Regions from separate parts of the Homo sapiens genome. Here region 2 is linked to region 1. Evidence: chromatin contacts called from ENCODE Hi-C data. All regions are on one chromosome and are shown on one strand. Each heading gives the region's core, a stretch centred on a gene start or an enhancer-like site at or near the end of the contact. The rest is flanking DNA. Distances are from core to core; before and after follow the strand shown. Region 1 holds the start of CSF2RB (colony stimulating factor 2 receptor subunit beta). Region 2 has its middle 6.1 kb from the start of C1QTNF6.

Region 1 (4,409 bases), core at 545-3,044:
ATAAAATAATCCCATTTCTGTAAAAAGAAAAACTACCATCCTGGCACAGTGGCTCAAGCCTGTAATCCCAGCATTTTGGGAGGCTGAGACAGGCGGATCATCTGAGGTCAGGAGTTCGAGACCAGCCTGGCCAATATGGTGAAACCCTGTCTCTACTAAAAATACAAAAATTAGCCACGTGTGGTGGCTCATGCCTGTAATCCCGGCTACTCAGGAGGCTGAGGCAGGAGAATCACCTGAACCCGGGAGGCAGAGGTTGCAGTGAGCCAAGATTGCACCACTGCATTCCAGCCTGGGCGACAAGAGTAAAACTCTGTCACAAAAACAAAACAAAACAAAACAAAAAACAAACAGGAAAAGAAAAACTATATGCTTGTATCATGCTTAGAAAATGTTCTGGAAGAATACATGTGGTGAAAAGAATAAGCTATGGAACTAGGGAAAAGAAATTGCTGGGGACTTTGTCTCTTGTGCTACATAATTCTAGATTATTCTAATTTTCATGAAGGTAGGTTTCTGTGTAGTTGCTTGTTTAGCATTAAATACATTCCTTATACAACTCATGAATTATCCTGTGGTGTTGGTATATCTGTATACTGGAACAATATAAATAAAACTGCTGGATGAAAAAAAGAGTGACCAAAAGCTAATAGGAAATGTTTACTCATTATAAAATGATTACAAAGCAGGAAAGATGATAGAAAAAAATTAGAATTGGGCTGTACAAAAATATAACAGCAGGGTTTTTGAAGACTAAAAATTGCACATATGCAGCTTGTCGCTAGCACCTGTCTGACAAGGTCCCAGTGAAACACCTGCCCTTTCATTCTCAGGGCCAGTACACACACCTGCACACACCCTGAAGCAGGCACCCCAGATACCCACCCACCCAGCCAGCATACTTGGGTACAGAACACACACACCTGGGCCCCAACCCAAATCAGCAACCCAAATCAGCAGGGCAGAGTGTCATAACTAAAAAGACAGACAGACAGAGAGAGAGACTGAGAGAGAGAGAGAGAGAGAGAGAGATTGCTGGATAGTGCCTGGTATGTCTCTGGGCAAAGTGCTGGGCTCTTTCTCAAGTTCAAAGTGAGCTTCTCAAGCCACACCGCACCCAGCTCTGGGCCTCAGCGCAGCAAGCTTCCAGGTTTCACCCTCTGCCTCTTAGTCTCTCTGCACTCCTGCATCCCCAGACATCCGCACATGCACATACACACACAGGCACACACACAAATGCACACACGGGCAAACACACGAGCATGCGTTCTCTCTCTTTCTAAACCAAGATGTCAGGGACTATCCATGCTCCCCATTCCACAGATGAGGAGACAGAAGCCCAGGGTGGACAGGGGGTGCTCTCACTACCACCAGCATCTTAGTGACAAAGCGAAGACAGACTATAGGTGCCTGACTCCCAGGCCTGAGCTCTCTTCACCCCACTAGGCGTCCTTCCCACCAGGACCAACCAGATCCCGCTAGCGAGGCTGAGTCCTCCCCAGAGCTCTCCTACAACACCCAAGCAGCTTGGCACCCCTGGCTGCCTCCCCATCCACTGGCCGCCCTAGGAGTCTGGGCTCAGGTCATCCTAAGAGGCCAAGCCCTAACTCCTCCAAGTCCCCAGGGCACAGCTACCCACAGGACGCCCCCCAGGCTCCCCCTGTCCTTTTTCATCCTGGACTCCCCACATTCCCCCCTGCTCTGACCCCACCCCTCAGCCCTGCTCCTGGACGCCGGGCCATACCTCTGTGTGGTGGGAGAGACCAGTCTTCTTCTGGAGCCTCTAGGCAGAGTGAGCCTCCCACGTTTCCTATTTATGTTGATGTCATCAGGAAACAGAGAAGCAGAAAGAGGAAGCAGTGCCGGCCCAGGCCTACTTTGCTAATAGTGCACGTGACTTTTCTTACTTCCAGAAAGCCTCCTACTCCAATTTACCTTCCTATAAACTCCTAGGCCTCCTTCAAGCCTCAGCTGACGCAGGGCCTCCTCCATGCAGCCTTCCCTGACTGCTTGATGGGGATGCAGGTGGAAGTGGCTGCAATAACCATAGCTGGTTTGAGCCCAGAGCCAGACAGATCTGTGTTGGACTTCCAAGTCCACTGCTTCTTAAAGCGTGTCCTTGTGCAAATCATCTGCGTGTTACTTCCCCAAGCCTCGGGACATCCATCTGTCTGTTACTTTTGCAGAAGCATCTACAAACCTGGAAGGACTGTTGAGGGAATCCAGTGAGATTCTGTGCAGGAAGACCTTAGCTCAGAGCTGGCCACAGGAGAACCCCCTACAAGTGGTAGCTGGTGGCATGTTGATTTCCCCGATGTCCTCTTTGCCCTGCCGCCCCACCCCACCATGTGTCATATGGTCATGTGTGTTCATGGCTGTCTTTCTTCTGACACTATCTTCAGTGCTGGCTTGTGTCCGGCTTGCACTTCCCTCCCAAATACCTAGCACATGGCCTGGTACAGAGGAGAAATTGCACCTTTGACTGTGTGCAAATGAATAGATGAATGAATGAATGAATGAATGAATGAATGAATGAATGAGTGGCTCCCTGAGCACAGCAGGGCCAGCAGAATTAAGGTCAGGTGAGTGAGGCAGTCTCTCGTGCTCAAAATTTAAACAGGCATTTAAAAATTCAGTAATTGTTGTAAGTAATATTTTAATGCAATATGGTTTAAAAAAATCCCAACTGATGCAGAAACTATTCACGGTGAACCAAATATGAAAAGTTTGAATAAAGACAAGATGAATCACAGTGCCAAGACACAACAAAACGCAGTCATATTTCTCCTACATGGGGCTGCCTCCCAGGAGAAAGGGCAGCAGGCAGGAATGAGGGGAATGGAGGGCAAGAATGAGGGGAATGGAGGAAATGGAGGGGCAGGAACCTGCCTCGAAGCCACTGGAATTCTGGCCTGATTGTTGTTCTTTGCTTTCCTCCTACCAGGAAGGGCAGGGTTGGCCAGGAAGAGCTGGCAGGGCCTCACCCTAGCAGAGAAAGCCCAGGGTAGAGGAAGGCATGTGTGGTTCTCTCAGGCACTCCGGTCAGTGTGAGGTCCCTGCCTGGCATGGAAAAACCCTGCAGGGGCTTCTCCAGGGCTGGAGAGGATGGAATTAAAGTGACGTCCCGGGCTCTCTTTTCTCCCAGGTGTCCCCACTCTGCCTGTCTTTGCTGAGGTCCTCTGTGGGACTGGGAGGCTGCGGGCCTGGATGCCCTCAGGAGCACAGAGGATGCTGTCTGGTGGAGAAACGAAGAACCCGAGACTCTGAGTCAAAATCACTCCGGACACCAGACCCAAAATGTGAAGGAGCTTTAGGAACACCTCAGCCAATTCACTTGACTGACCCTTTCCTTTTAAAAGTCATCATAGAGCAGCAGGGGATAAAAATCTACATTTGAATGAGTCTAACAGAGTTCTCTCAATAAGTATTAAAAGTTCTAAGCGAGAAGAATCACACCGTCAGGAATTCATTGAATGTTTTCGTTTGTTTGTTTGTTTTTTCCTTCAGTGGTATGTAAAATACCGTGTCTTGCAATTGACGATCTTTTAGAGACTAAGAAACCCAAGAAAATGTTGGCAAGAACGTAGTACTCATAATGACCAGGGCTTGAGCATTTACGCTGTGAGCAGACCTTCGGCTGGGGGCTTCTCCATCTCTTCCCAATAACCTTTATGTAGCTGTTACTGTCTTCACCTTACAGATGAAGAAATTGAGGCATGAAAAGGAAGATAACTTGTTGAAAGTAGTAACTCGTATATGTTAACATTGCATTTTTTTCCATTTCCATTTTTATTCTGAAACTATTTCAAAATACAGAGCGTTAAAGGAATGATACAAAGAACTCTCACATACCCTTCATGTGGAAACCCCCTTTGAGTTTCGCTAAGCTTCTCAATAATGGTTTTGTAACAAGAAAATCCATCCGGGACTTTGCATTCTCTCTAAATGCATGGCTCTTAGTTGCCATGTCTTTCGGGCCTCCAGTTTGAAACAGATGCCTTGTTTTTTCCTCGACATCTCGAAGACTGCAGGTTGGTTGTTTTGAATAATGTCCCTCGATTTGGCTCTGTCTGATGATTAGAACTGGGTTATGCTTTTTTGGCCAAAATAGCACAGAAGTGATGCTGGATTATTCTTGGTGAGTCCTATTAGCTTTCATTGTCAATCTGTCCCATCACTAATGTCGTTCGCTCTGATCATTTGATTAACTTGACACCAATCAAGTTTCTCTATTGTAAAGTTACTTCCCCTTCCACATCGTAATTTATAAGCATTTGGTAGGGAGATACTTTTAAGCTTTCTCATCCCACTCCCACACTTGTATAATTTCAGTATGCAATGATGTTCCTTAATTTAATTAAACATTATCATGATGATCATTGCCAAATGGTGACTTTTAAAAATTCTGT
Region 2 (4,409 bases), core at 1,267-3,766, 280 kb before region 1:
CTTTGGGGACCAAAAGCCCCTAGAGAGATGAGACCTGGCCCAGGCAGTAAGTCTTCAACAAATGTAGAATAGGAGGATGCTGTAAACAAGCCAGCCAAAACCCACCAAATCCCTTGGTGGAGGATAAGGGACATTTGAGACAGTCTTTATACAGGAGTCTCGGGCCCCAGGAAGCCAGGGCAGAGAGTCTTTGCCAAACTTCCCCCTGCCTAACAAGAAGGAAACTGAGGCAGGACCCTGCCAGACCCAGAGGCAAACAGGCTGCCCTCCTGTGAACTTGTTGGGGGTCATTTCCACAAGGGAATAGTTCTAGAAGACCAGGGTGAGTCAGTAACAATGGCAGAATTCCAGTCAGAGGAAGAAGACTTTGGTGTAGCTGGGGCTGGAGCATAGAGGAGCGACTTGGCTGCCGCCCTGGCCCTGTGTCAGAGGTGTTAGAACCAGAGCCACTCCATCTTGAGTAGGAGCTGGGTAAAATAGGGCTGAGACCTGCTGGGCTGCATTCCCAGGAGGTTAGGCATTTTTAGTCACAGGATGAGATGGGAGTCGGCAGGACTGGTATCATAAGATACAGGTCATAAATACCCTGCTGATAAACAGGATGCGCTAAACAAGCCGGCCAAAACACACCAAATCCAAGATGGTGATGAAAGTGATCTCTGGTCATCCTCACTGCTCATTATACACTAATTATAATGCATTAGCATGCTAAAAGACACTCCCACCAGCACCATGACAATTTACAAATGCCATGGCAATGTCCAGAAATTACCTTATACGGTCTAAAAGCGGGAGGAACTCTCAGTTCTGGGGAAATCTCCCCTTTCTTGGAAAACTGATTAATAATCCACCCTTTGTTTAGCATATAATCAAGAAATAACCATAAAAACAGCCAACCAGCAGCGCTCAGGGGTGGTCTGTCTATGGAGTAGCCATTCTTTTGTTTCTTTACTTCTCTGTAAACTTGCTTTGACTTCACTCTGTGGACTCACCTCAAATTCTTTCTTGTGCGAGTCCAGGAACCCTCTCTTTGGGTCTGGATTGGGACCCCTTTCCAGTACCATTTTTTCTAGTGAACCACGAAGGGACGATACCAGAAAACACCCTCAACCCAAAGGAAATAGACTACAGCCCCAATTGGCTGACTTTGGGTAAGTGAGGGATATTTTATTCTGGGTAATGTATGGATTTGGGTTAGGTTCCCTCCTCAGAAATAGGGGGTTAAAGGCCCCTCTTAGTGAAGGGCAAAGATGCTTATCAGAAATTGGGTTAGAGGCCCAAATGAAGAAGGTTGGAGTCCTTAGGGAGTTAGAGGTCCCCCTCGGTCATGTCCCTTGGTAAGGAGAAATGGATTAGGCACTATGGGATATTAACCACTATTCTCTTTTCATTAATCTGCCTTGCACTGTTTGCTGACAGCTGTGAGTGACAGGATTAGGCACGTACAGGATCATGGGACATGGGGAGCTTTCTTCTCCCCAAAGGGGGAAACTTTAGAGATGATGAGATTGCTGGAAAAGATACCTTTGCTACTGACAAGCGACCTCCTGAACTATTGATCCAGTGTCAATGGAATGGAGGCCTCTGGCCTCCCTGAGCTCCTCAGCTTCTCCACCCCCCGGCAGGCAATGCTTTTCTTCCTCTCTCCTTTCTCTTTTCTATCTTTTCTGTCACTCAGGGTGACTCTCCACTCTTCCATCTTGCCCAGCTACCATATGTTGAAACTTCTGGTTGGAGGGCATTCCACCTCACTTGGAGTGGATCAAAGATGACAAGGGCCATCGGGAGCAAGTTTGAGCCTTGCCAGGTTGATGTTGGGCACTGAGTGGGGTGGCTAGTCTCCTGGAATGGAAAATGTTAATTTGGTTTCCCCATGCAGCCTGTTGGACAGCATCTTACAAAATTAAGAGGCTTTTGCCTGTGGTTCCATGAAATGGAAAAAGACGATTTTCTTTTGTAACGTGTCTTGGCCCCCATAGCAATGGCACAGTAAGCAGGGCCATCAAAGCCACAGAGAGAAAGGGAACCCAGAAACCTGGCATGCTGGCAAAGGGTAAGAATTTCTTACCAGTCAGGCTTCTGGCCTCTCTTGGTGCAAACTGGTTGAATAAATGATAAAAATCACTGTTTGTCTCTCCTGCAAGGAATTTGATTAATACGAAAAAGAATTCATGGGGGCTAGTCTTAAGCTTTAGAAAATCTGGTGTACTTAGTGCTATGAATTTTTCTTTCTGTGTCAGTCTGTCATAAAAAGAGGTACTATAGGATAGAATGTGGGCCTAGGACCCATATAAGCCCATTATTCAAGTTGGCCCAGCAAACTCGTCAGTTACAAACTTGGCGGCAGGTCCCTGAAACAAAAACTAGATGAGGTTTCTGTCTTGTCTTTTTTTTTACGTCCTTGCAAGTTTAACCTTGTGACCGTGTGGGAGTACTTTCTCTTAGTCTCCACCATCCAGACGACAGGAAGCTGGGGCTTCATGTGATAGCCCTAAAAATTGTCCTGAGCAGTTAAAAGCCTTTGCACGCTTGAAATTGGCTTCTCTGGGCTCCTTCCAGGAAGGAAAACAGAAACTGTCTAGTGCCGTGGCTCAGTAGCTAAGGCTTTGTCTCTTCACACTGGGGACCCAGGTTCAATTCCCACCTTAGGGAATGAGTCCTTTCTGGTTTAATATCTATGTGACCTTTGCCATTTATTCATTTTCTTCTCCATAAACAGCTTCTGACTTCTCGTTTGAATTTTCCTTTCTCTGCACTACCCTTGGCGATTCTAGATCTCGTAAAAACTGCTTATCACCTCTTTGAAAATACCTTGTATACCTGGGTTAAGTGCTAACCTTAGTTAAGGCTTACCGGTTTCACCTGGGAGGTTACTGTTAGTGAAGTTCAAAAGCCAGAAATATTGGCTGTTTGTCCCGGCTAGAGTCTGGTAACAAGATTTGGTTAAAAGTCAGCTTAATTAAAAATGGATATCCAAGCTATACATATATTTAAAAGGCCTTTATGCTTTTTTTTCTCTTCTTGGCTCTTATTTTTCTGAAAAATTTTTTCTTTTCAGTCGACTTAATTTTTTTCCCCATTTTGTCTTCTTGCCACTCTTGATGCCCCACCTGAGAGGACCTAAGATAAATTTTAATAGCCTGGGACTTCTCAGGAAAAAAGGAGGTGCTACAGACCCTGTTTTGGGAGAAACCTCTGTTCTCCTCATGGACACCCCCAGGAATTGAAAGCAGATAGACCACTCTCAAAATCTAAGGCTCTGCTCTGTTTTGTATTGTGTTATCTGACAGTTTTGACTTTTGGGGATATCAGAAATTACTTTGCATTTTAAGAGAGCTTTTAGCCTTGCTATGTAATAACTAGGTGGGGAATACACTTTTAGGGATGGCTAATGGCAGTTTTGTGGGGATACTTGGCTCTTCGCACCTTTGGATCAGAAAAGCATGCTCTTGGCCACCTAGAAAGTATGGAAGTGTCCCCACCCTCCATTGAAAGATAAGACTGCCATGGGGGATGGGCTGATTCCCTCTCTTTGGGATCCAGGATCCAATATAAAAATGAAACCCTTAATTTTGGGGTTCTGTTTTGCCTTCCAGCTGTGCCTGCTTATTAGGCCTTAGAAACTGCAGGCTTTCCTGGCCCTGTTTCTTGAAGGGCTCCACCCTGAAGTCAGTAATCCAATTAAGAAACTTAAAAATTGGCAAATGAAAAATCTTACAACTACTGGATCTTCTGTCTGTGTATTTATATATGTTGTGTGTGTGATGTTGATATATGAAAGAGCTCTGATTAATTGGCTTAAAAATAATAAGTACTTAAATCAAATATTTTGTCAGAAAAATAGAAACATTAATGCCTTTTGGTTCACATGACTTTAATAATCTTTGGGAAATAGAGACAGTTTTAAAGATTATCAGTAACATTAAAATATCTTCAAACTTTAGACATTTGGTCTAAATTAGGCAGGTCAGATTTTAGGTTTGCTAAATGCCTCAAGGTCATAAACTGCATCATTGACTTTTGAAAATTGCCCAGCTTACCTGCTTTGGGGCCATTAGATTCTAGATAAGGCCTGGGGACTTGTCGAGTTAGCCATGCCCCCAGCTATGCTGGAAAGAGTCAGACCTTATCTGCACTTCTGCAGATAAGGCTGTCCTAGGCTCCACACCTGGAATATAAGTAAAACTGCTTACTTACCAGGTTTTTCACCAAAAAATAAAAGTTGCTAAGAGTTAACATCGTAATATGTTATATGTAATTGAGACTACTAGAGAAACAGTTTTATATGCAAGGTGTGTAAGGAAAATTGAATATGCTTTTGGTAAGAAGATTATAAGAAAGCATGGGAATGTGGACTTTCCCCCTACTTTAGAGGGTTAAAGGATTGTTTCAAGTTAGGTAGGATAAAG

The links. Hi-C counts contacts between places; a loop is a spot of excess contacts on that map. Pooled maps may share reads with other maps.
Region 2: a map with no recorded cell type shows a loop between it and region 1 (3-fold over the local background). The contact joins the enhancer-like site here to the promoter of CSF2RB in region 1. A Hi-C loop is called at or near these places in 2 of 37 single-sample maps with no recorded cell type and 2 of 50 pooled maps.

What each region holds. Positions count from the first base shown.
Region 1 is chr22:36,911,013-36,915,421 of GRCh38, reverse strand. It overlaps CSF2RB (colony stimulating factor 2 receptor subunit beta), which reads right to left and starts at 1,794. Exons shown (of 14, transcript NM_000395.3): 1 at 1,745-1,794. RefSeq lists an enhancer at 3,260-3,961.
Region 2 is chr22:37,192,123-37,196,531 of GRCh38, reverse strand. It overlaps a transcript of C1QTNF6 not described here. Among named protein-coding and RNA genes, the nearest start is that of C1QTNF6, 6.1 kb to the right of the region's middle. Within about 2 kb of position 2,516, at least 8 of the 41 ENCODE cell types and tissues checked have a DNase peak (open chromatin) inside an H3K27ac peak, as active enhancers do.